Regions from separate parts of the Homo sapiens genome. Here all the other regions are linked to region 1. A link is a contact called in ENCODE Hi-C or POLR2A ChIA-PET data. All regions are on one chromosome and are shown on one strand. The core of a region is the stretch at or near the end of the contact, and the rest is flanking DNA. Distances in the headings are between cores, read along the strand shown. Region 1 holds the start of ZBTB20-AS5 (ZBTB20 antisense RNA 5). Region 2 holds the start of USF3 (upstream transcription factor family member 3). Region 3 holds the start of GRAMD1C (GRAM domain containing 1C).

Region 1 (3,055 bases), core at 397-2,896:
GTCTAAGCCGAACAGCTAATTAAAGTAGGGATGATTAACCTGACTGGCAGTGCCGCTCTCCCTCTCGCGCTCTCTCTCCTTCTCCTTTTCTCTCTCTCTCCCTCCTGTTCCAATCAGTCTTTTTCTCACACACTCTCTCTCTCCGTCTCTCCTCTCTCTCCCTCTCTCTCTCTCTCTCCCCCCCCTCTCTCTCTTCCCCCTCTCTCTTCCTCTCTCTCAGTCTCTCTCTCCCTCCCTCGGTTGGTGTCTCTCTCTCTCTCTCTCTCTCTCTGTCTCTTGCTCTACTGTTTTTTTTTCCTCTCTCTCTCTCCTAAACGTGGTCTGCTTGCTGATGGCAGAATGGCACTCGGAGATTTGTGCATTGTGTCTGGTTTCCTACGGGCAGGCTGACCCAGTGCCTCCAGGGACTTATCAATAGACCACTCAGAAGAGACACAGACAGGAGAGAGGAGGAGGGGTGGGGGGAGAGAGAGAGAATCAATATCAAGAATAGAAGGAGCTCCGAAGCCATTTTTTTTTTAAAGAAGTATCGGGACTTGGGAGAGGGTGACAAAGAAGGTTTTTCAAAGAGGCAGTGGAGGAGGTTCTAATAAATTTGGAAGGAAACAGTTCCCTGTCTTGGGAAAAGGAGAACTCCTGACTGATTAGCATTCACACCAGGTATGAGATGTTCGCTACCCCTTATCACTGTGTCGCAACCGAGATGGAAAAGCCTTTTTTTTTTTTTAGGAGACCGAGGGAGCATGTATTTTGCTGTGTTTGTTGTTGGGGGGTAAGAGGGGCGGCGTGAGAAGCTGTGGGCATTTGTGTATGAGAGCAGAAAGAATGGAAGCAGTACAACGGGGGGTGGGAAAGAGTATGGAGTATGTTACTGTCTTCCCTGTCTTTGTGCACCCCTGGGGGGTTACCCAAGTTCATTTCTAGCAGGTGGATTTAGACGGGAGTTACTTAACGCTTGACCGCCAGTTTTGAAAAAAAAGAAAGAAAAAAACGCTGCTTCCTATGTCTATTAAAGGAAGCTCCAATTTCTCTCTCTCTCTCTCTCTCTCTCTCTCTCTCTCTCCCTTCTCTTTTCCTCTCTCTTCCTCTCTCTCTTCCTCTCTCTCTGCCCCCCATCCCTCTTCCCCTCTCTCCCTCTCCCTCTCTCTTCTTTTTTTCCTCTTCTAACCAGACAGCGGGAGGGTTTCTGGCTCCCAGCCAGCCCAAAAGCCTCTAAGTGTTTTGCACTTGTTTCAGGGAGTAGCTGCCCGGGGATTTTTCAGCATTTTCACTAGAGAACAAAGAGTTCTTTACAAAGGGAAGGGTGGGGGGGGGGGGAGTGAGCTTAATGTCTGATATATGTTTTTCTATTTTTATTAGTTTTTCGCCTAAAAAGAAAGAGACAGGAACAGAACATTCACTCTATAAAGACACAAAGACATTCAAAAGAAATCCAGTTATCTTTTCTCCCCATCATCCCAATATATACATATATGTACATGAAAAAATTAAAAAGAAAAAGACTAGTTAAGTTGCATATGTTGCTCTTTTCTCCTCTTTTAATCTTTCCAAATCCAACTGTTCTTATGCTCACTTTATGCTATTTTTTTTCTACTCACAATAAAAGTTGTTCAGGATGCATCTTCTCTTATCATGTCTTTACCCTTTCTGGGTCGCCAAAATCTTGTGGAAGAAAGAACAAAAGTCCATCAAATAATCAATTTGGTGACTAGAACATCTTCTACTTTTGCCACTTGGGTAAAAAGTTAATTATGGAATTTGGGTTCCCAAAATACCAATGGGGTACATCAGTTCATTCGATCTCACAAGTTTTTGCATCCATCTGTTTAAAAGGTACCACTTGTGTCACTTGTCAGTTATTAAGAAAAGGTAGTAAGGGAGCAGATATTTGTATTTTATTTTTGTTTCTAATTATGTAAATGACAAAACCCCCAGAGAGATTTCTTGCCCCTTCTATGATACACTAGTTCATGCAAAATATAGTCTAGATGGAGATTTTGTCAACGATTCTGATTGCCACGTAGCTTTGTGTTCTCCATTTCAATTTTTGCCTATGCATGTATATTTTTACCATGAATTTGTGTTGTAGCAAACATTTCAGAATGCTTATCATTTTCAAATTAATGCTCCAACAAAAGCAAAAAGAAATCAGATGTGAGCTGTATGTGTAAAATGTAGTAAACAATTTTATCTTTTATATATGCTGTACATTTATATCTTTATGCTAATATCCTGGATTTGTAAACCCAAGATAATGTTTTCTTTCTTAAAGTTCTCCTCTTAATGCATTTATATGTTGATTGTCACTTAGAAATCTTTTTAAGGTACATTATAGACACGAAACTAAACAAGGGGAACAATTCTCAAGCTCTACAAAAATCCTTAAATATATATTATGTACCATTCCTAACTACAGATAACTGTTTTGCTAAGTAGAAAACAGCTACAACAGTTGTTTCAAGAATCAGAAACTCTTTTCTTTTTTTTTCTATTAACTGAAAATAAAATCTATTCATATCCCTGGGGAGGGAAAATGTAGGGGAAAATATAGATATATACATTTTCCATAATTATAGAATGCATTTATGTAACTGCTTCTTAAGGGTGTAATACATATCAGGGCAGAGTGTGATGCTCATCAAAAAACCCTCCTGGCTGGGAGGTGTGAGTGCCTTATGTTTGAAGTAACTTGATAACAAGGAGTCTTTTCGGGAAACCTTACTATGTATGTGTTGCCTCAGTAATGATCCTCAGATAAAAAACAAGTACTAGGTGGCCAGTGTTAGCACTTGAACTCACTGAAAGATATTAGAAGTAGGGGAACTTTTGGCAAATCCAGAATTTTCCAGGGTAACTCACTTCTTACACTTACATGTTTTCTTTAGGAATATTCTTGAATTGCTTTCAGACTTTTCTGTATTTTTGTAGAATTTTTTAATGCTTTTAATAGTGCTTAAGGAGAAAAATACTTTTAAAAAGAATGTCATCCAAATAAGAGAAACTCAGTCTTTAAAAAGTTTTATATTGAAGACAAGAGTTGTTTTGGTTTTGCTTT
Region 2 (3,055 bases), core at 328-2,827, 760 kb after region 1:
TTAAAGGTGATCTAAAGGAATGGTTAAATTCTGTTTCATGAATCATCAAAACTATTTGTTTTTACTTTAGAATTGATGCATTGCAGTTGTTTAGGAAATCATGCACACCCTGGATATGATATTTGTTAACGAGAAATACCTTGTATTCTGAACACACTGGAAATTGTTTCCTATGGCTGAGCATACCAATACTATACAATTTTATGGTGATGTTATTAGCATTGCTATTATGGCTCTGACTCGTAGAATCTTTCTTATCTGCAGTTTTGATTTGGATGTGCCAAGTCTGTTCAAAGGCTAATTAGAACTTCGTGTGCCTAGATGGATGAGTTAAAGAAAATTTCTAGCCTGTTTATTAGTACCACAGTTTATAAGCAACATTACAGGCCTTCCGTTTCATCATAGCTTTTCAATCTGCTGTACAAACATAAGACTCCGTTACTGTTAGCCTTTACCCTTTTGCTCAATGCGATGTCTGCTGCTTCTGTATACAGGCTCAAGTAATTCCCATTATGCCATGCCCTGTGTGCACCTTCTGGAAGTTAGCCCACGGACATCTAAGATCTGGGATATTTCCAAATCTGGTTGTGGAAGGGCTTGGAAATCTATAACCGCAACTAGGTGGAGGACACCTGTTTCAGCAGGAGGTTATAAAATATGAAGCGAAACTAGGAAGAGGGAGTTGTGATCACGGTTCCAAGGGCTCCACACAGATCCTGGAGTTAAGGGGCACTCAGGTCTCCATTTCGTGACCCCTGGCCCTACCTCTCCTAGATCCAGGTATTTAGTAACCCAGGCTTGAGATCTCAAACCCCATCCCCCAATGCCAAACTCCCTTGTCCCAGCTGGGAGGCCCCCAGGGCATTTCTGAACATGGCCATCTCCAATTCACAGAAATCTGTGTGTTGTTGCAAATAAAGGATGACAAGAGACCACAGCCTACGAATGCGAGCAGCGTCAAGTCAGCAACAATCTTCCAGTTATCGAGAAGTCGGAAACGTCTGATTCTTTCTTCTCCACATTTACTAAGACGTATCTTCTCACCTTCCTGCCCTCCACGTTAAGAGGGGCTAACTATTCCGAAAGACTTCCGTGCCCTCTTCCTTTTCAATTTTTCCACTTCCAAACTCCTACCGAAAGACGAAGAAAAGAGACCACAGAAGAAGATACAAAGAAGTTTCTTAAAACACCTTCTTTTCTAGGTTCTCAAGGCGTCCCCTTTAAGGAACCAGGCCCACCTCTTTCCCATTCACCTACTGGCTTTCCTTCCTGTCCGTCACTCTACCTTTAAGAATATTTCCTGTTTCTTCAACCCAACTTGCACACCTCCGCCCCCCGGCCCTCCTCATTGGGCCGCCCGATCCCCGTTCACTCCTTGGTTTCCTCTCCGCCTCCTCCCGCCCTCTAGCGTAGTGCAACGGCATTCTGTCTTCTTATTGGCTACCACGGCAGCGTTCCCGCAGCCTGATTGGCGGGTTGAGTGAAAGAGGCGGGAACGCGGCGCGCCCAGGGTAGGCTGTTCGCTTGCTGAGCTGCGGCCGCGGGAGGGGCGGGGAGGGGCGGGGGGAGGGGGGCTGGGAAAGTTGAGGCCGCGCTGCCGCCGGGTCTCCGGCCTTGAGGGCTCGGGCTCGCAGCGGCTGCGGTGGCCGCAAAAAGAGGCGGCGGGGGCGGGGGGAGAGGAGGGCCTGGGCCCGCGCTCCCCCAGCCCCGGAGGAGCAGGCGGTGGCCGCGGACGGAGAGATTCGCCCAGACGGTCAGACACTCCTGCCTTCCCCTCCTGGGATCATGACCCAGGCGGGGGTCGCCGCCGTCGCCGCCGCCACCGCGGCCGAGACCGCGCAGCCGGCGGGTAAGTGACTGCGGGAGGGGGCCGCTGACAGCCGGGGCGGGGGGCGGGGGCCAGGGCTGCGGGGGCGGCTCCGGAGGGCGGCCCCGGGCTCAGCTCCACCCACCCCCTTCCTGCTCCGGGAGGCCAGGGCTGCGCTAAGTGCGCCTCCTTCCTGGGGACCCTTGCGTGCGGCACCTGGTGGGGCGTCAGCGCCCGCGGCGAGCGCACCCCTCATCTCCCGCCCGCCCTGCGTCCCCGGCTGCCAGGCCCGTGGGGGGCTCGCACTGCGCCCCAGCTCCTAGATGCGCGCGGGGCGAGAGGGGCCCCACGCTGCCCTGGGTGCATAAAGAGCTGGGCAGCCAGGTTCACACCAGATGGCCTTTGCCCGCCTCCTTCACCTTTTCCTGTCTTCTTCATTCCCCTTCTTTCCTTGCCCTCTGAATTTCTTTCGTACCCGTTCGTCAGACTCATGTGGCTTGCTTTTTCCCTCTCACCCCTCTGTCGAAGTGTTAGGCTTGTGTTTTCTTTTTAGAAGCCGTTCTTTTGCTTTCTGAGTAGAAGCAGTGCAAGTGAATGACCAACTCTTGAAATCTACTTTCATGTATCCGGATGAAATATAAGATTCCTGGACTCTTGTTCATGTTTACAATTTTGATAGTTGAATTCACCCCACTCGTTCTTGAAGCTTGTCCTCCCAACCCTCCTCGTTACATTGGGATATGGTCCTTTGCGTTTATTAACTTTATCTGGAAATATGAGACTGCATAAACCAAAGTGCAGAATTTCAACTTCCGTTCTTGTAACATTTTTACCATCAAGTAGATACAGTAACCTAACACCACACAGATCAAGACAGTCGTGGCCAACTGTGTAGGCAAAGAAGACATTTCCTTACCTATAAACAACGTACAGATTTCTTGAATAAATCTTACGGTGAGTTACATGGATCCTGAAACATATTCCCAGGTTTGCTCTTTTGTAAAGAAAACCAAACAGACAAACCTGCCTTTTGAAGGATCAACAGGCTGTCCTACTCTCCATTCACCTTGATGACTTTTTTCTCTCCCATAGAACTCTTGTTTAACATAGTACAGAGTTGCTGTTTGGGATACATGTGTTGTTTCTCTTTAAGTACTCAAAGTATTTGTTACAAAAGAAGTAAAATACATTGTAATTGCACTTCTGAAAGCAGAAGTAGTGTAATGTATCCATGCAAGAATGAATGCT
Region 3 (3,055 bases), core at 262-2,761, 610 kb after region 1:
CTTAATTATGTAAGTAAAAGACTTTTTCAGGGCCGGGCGCGGTGGTGGCTCAAGCCTGTTATCCCAGTACTTTGGGAGGCCGAGGCGGGCGGATCATGAGGTCAGGAGTTCAAGACCATCCTGGCTAACACGGTGAAACCCCGTCTCTACTAAAAACACAAAAAATTAGCCGGGCGTGGTGGCGGGCGCCTGTAGTTCCAGCTACTGGGGAGTCTGAGGCAGAAGAATGGCGTGAACCCGGGAGGCAGAGCTTGCAGTGAGCCGAGATTGCGCCACTGCACTCCAACCTCAGGGTGTGTGTGTGGCATCATCAGTTTCTACTCCAACCTCATGGTGTGTGTGTGGCATCATCAGTTTCTACACCTGAATCAAATTTGGGATGGGGGTCCATTCTGGCTTTCTGGGGTGGCTACAGTAGATTCCTGTCTCTCTGACTTATTAGCTGTGTGGTCCTTAGCAAAGTCAATCTCTGTACATCTGTTCCTTAACTCTACAATAGAGGAAATAATTTTATCTCTAGTCTAGACAATAAGCTTATTGAGAGCAGGGATCATGTCTGTGTTAATCACCATCTAATCCCGAACACCCAGTGCCAGGGACATAACTGAATCAGTGACTGATTGGGTTCATGAATATCCAGCTTGACTATTTCATAGTAATGTTTTTCAAATCAAGTGAAATAACACTCATTCATCTGTTCATTCAACAATTATTTGTGTACCTCCACTAATCTGTAAACTATAACGCTCTTCAGAAGATATAGCACTGACCGCAGTTCTCTAAAAGTAAAATACATACACACAAACCAATGTAGAAGGAGGATGGTGTTCAGAAACGCAGGCGCCCGTCCAACAAAAGCGGGGTTTCATCCTGAATATTAATAAGCACGCTTTCCGTTTTGTCAAATAAGGTAGTAAACAAATAAAACTAGACTAGTTGAAATCAAAAACTTGGCTGACAGCACAGTGATTTAAACTATCCGGACCTTTACAACAGGGCTGAGAATGAAAGGAAGGGGGCAAGGCTGGAAAAAACGTTGACAGTGGGTCAGAATCACGACCATGGGGCCTGACCCAAGGGGGCCTGGGGCTGAGACATCCGCACCAGGACATTTCGGGACCAAATTCAAGCCCTCAACGCCCACAGGGAAGCAAATGTCCCCACCACCGCCCGTAGGGAAAGGGCTCGCAGAGGCACAGGAAACCGTTTCCTCGGTAACAACTTTCCGTATTACTCCAAAGAGCACGAAGAAAAGGGAAGGGAGGGATTAACTGTAATCTGAGAAGGTTCAAGCAATCACCGTGAGAAAAAGTAGGCTAAAGCCACAGATGGGAACCTGCCCCAGCGAGGCCCGCGGCTTACCTGACGGACAGTCGGAGCGCCCTCCATCGCGGCTCCCTCCGCCGCCGCGGCACCGCCCCGCGCGCACCGCACCGCACCGCCCCGCGCCCACCTCCAGCGCGCGCTGCGAGTTACAGGCTCCGCGCGCCTCCTCCGCCGGCCCTCCGAGTACTTCCAGCCGCAGCTCCTTGCGCCCTCTGGCGGCCGTGAAGGATTCCTGACGATGGGTGTTACCGGGTTAGCCTGAAGGCTTGTCTTTCTAGGGGTCACAATGAGACTTCCCTATTCCCAACCTCAAACTACTGTGCCTCCCAGGAAATGGCATACCCTGCCCCAATGTGCGAAAAGGTGAATTGCTCGGAAACTTTTTTTTTTTTTTTTTGAGACGGAGTTTCGCTCTCATTCCTCAGGCTGGATGGAGTGCCAAGGCCCCGTCTCGGCTAACTGCAACCTCCGCCTCCCAGTTCAAGCGATTCTCCTGCCTCAGCCTCCCGAGTAGCTGTGGTTACAGGCGCCTGCCACCACGCCCGGATAATTTTTGTATTTTTAGTAGAGACAAGGTTTCACCATGTGGGTCAGGCTGGTCTCGAACTCCCCACCTCAGGCAATCCGCTGGCCTTGGCCTCCCAAAGTGCTGGGATTACAGGCGTCAGCCACCGCCCCCGGCCAGGAAACTCTTGTTCCTTCCAATAAAGGATTGAAGTTACTGATTAACTGCTGTACGTATTGCAGATTCTTGGTTCTGTAAACCAAAAATAAAATGCCGAGGCCCACCCCCAGCCATCTAAATGGACCCCTCCTCTTGGCCAAGAGCGTTCCAAATTTAACCTGAAAATCTAGTTCAGGCCATGATGAAAGAGGGGATTGGACATGCCTCATTAACATCAACACAGACCTTAAGTCTGAGAAGAAATATTTATCATCTATTGCCTCGGACACCTGCTACTTGGAGGCTGCATCTGCATGATAAAACCTTGGTATCCACAACCCCTTATCCTAACCCAGACATTCCTTTCTACTGATAATAACTCTTTTTTCTCTTTTTCTTTTGAGACAGGTTCTGGCTCTATTAGACCAGCTGGAGTGCGGTGGCGCAATCTCTGCTCACTGCAACCTCCACCTCCCGGACTCAACCAATCCTCCCACCTCAGCCTCTCGAGTAGCTGGGACTACTGGCGTGTGCCACCATGCTTAACTACTTTGTTTGTTTGTTTGTTTGTTTGTTTGTTTGTTTTTTGAGACAGGGTTTCGCCATGTTGCCCAGACTGGTCTCGAACTCCTGGACTCAAGCAGTCTGCCCCCTTCGGCCTCCCAAAGTGCTGGGATTACACGTGCAAGCCACAGCTCCCAGTCAATAATAACGCTTTCAACCAATTGCAAATCAGAAAATTTTTTTATGTACCAATGACCTGAAAGTTCCTCCTTCTCGCCTTGGAGCTGTCTCCCCTTCCAGATTGAAACAATGTAAATCTTACATGTATTGATTGATGTATTAGGTCTGCCCAAAATATATAAAAGCAAGCTGTACCCCAACCACCTTGGACACATGTCATTGGGACTTCCTGAGACTGTGTCACAGGTGTGTCCTTAACCTTCACAAAATAAATTTTCTAAATTAACTGAGGCCTGTCTCAGATATTTGGGGTTCAGAGTTCCCAACCAAACAGCTATAAAAAAGACATTCTAAGCCAGGCACAGTGGCTAACTCATGTAA

Evidence for each region. Hi-C counts contacts between places; a loop is a spot of excess contacts on that map. ChIA-PET counts read pairs that join two places held with the same protein, here RNA polymerase II (POLR2A). Pooled maps may share reads with other maps.
Region 2: a loop to region 1 is called in a pooled map, with 5 times the contacts of the local background. The contact joins the promoter of USF3 here to the promoter of ZBTB20-AS5 in region 1. A Hi-C loop is called at or near these places in 3 of 37 single-sample maps with no recorded cell type and 4 of 50 pooled maps. POLR2A ChIA-PET finds 5 or more read pairs at or near these places in 2 of 52 experiments (activated B cell and endothelial cell of umbilical vein).
Region 3: a loop to region 1 is called in a map of OCI-LY7, with 3 times the contacts of the local background. The contact joins the promoter of GRAMD1C here to the promoter of ZBTB20-AS5 in region 1. A Hi-C loop is called at or near these places in 1 of 168 maps with a recorded cell type or tissue (OCI-LY7), 11 of 37 single-sample maps with no recorded cell type and 5 of 50 pooled maps. POLR2A ChIA-PET finds 5 or more read pairs at or near these places in 2 of 52 experiments (B cell and activated T-cell).

What each region holds. Positions count from the first base shown.
Region 1 is chr3:114,452,184-114,455,238 of GRCh38, reverse strand. ZBTB20-AS5 (ZBTB20 antisense RNA 5) reads right to left here and starts at 1,646. Exons shown (of 3, transcript NR_121661.1): 1 at 1,599-1,646. The region is part of intron 7 of ZBTB20 (zinc finger and BTB domain containing 20); the gene reads left to right.
Region 2 is chr3:113,695,164-113,698,218 of GRCh38, reverse strand. USF3 (upstream transcription factor family member 3) reads left to right here and starts at 1,577. Exons shown (of 7, transcript NM_001009899.4): 1 at 1,577-1,849. RefSeq lists silencers at 1,367-1,836, 1,857-2,246.
Region 3 is chr3:113,837,244-113,840,298 of GRCh38, reverse strand. GRAMD1C (GRAM domain containing 1C) reads right to left here and starts at 1,511. Exons shown (of 18, transcript NM_017577.5): 1 at 1,363-1,511. The coding sequence starts at 1,389. RefSeq lists a silencer at 1,299-1,498.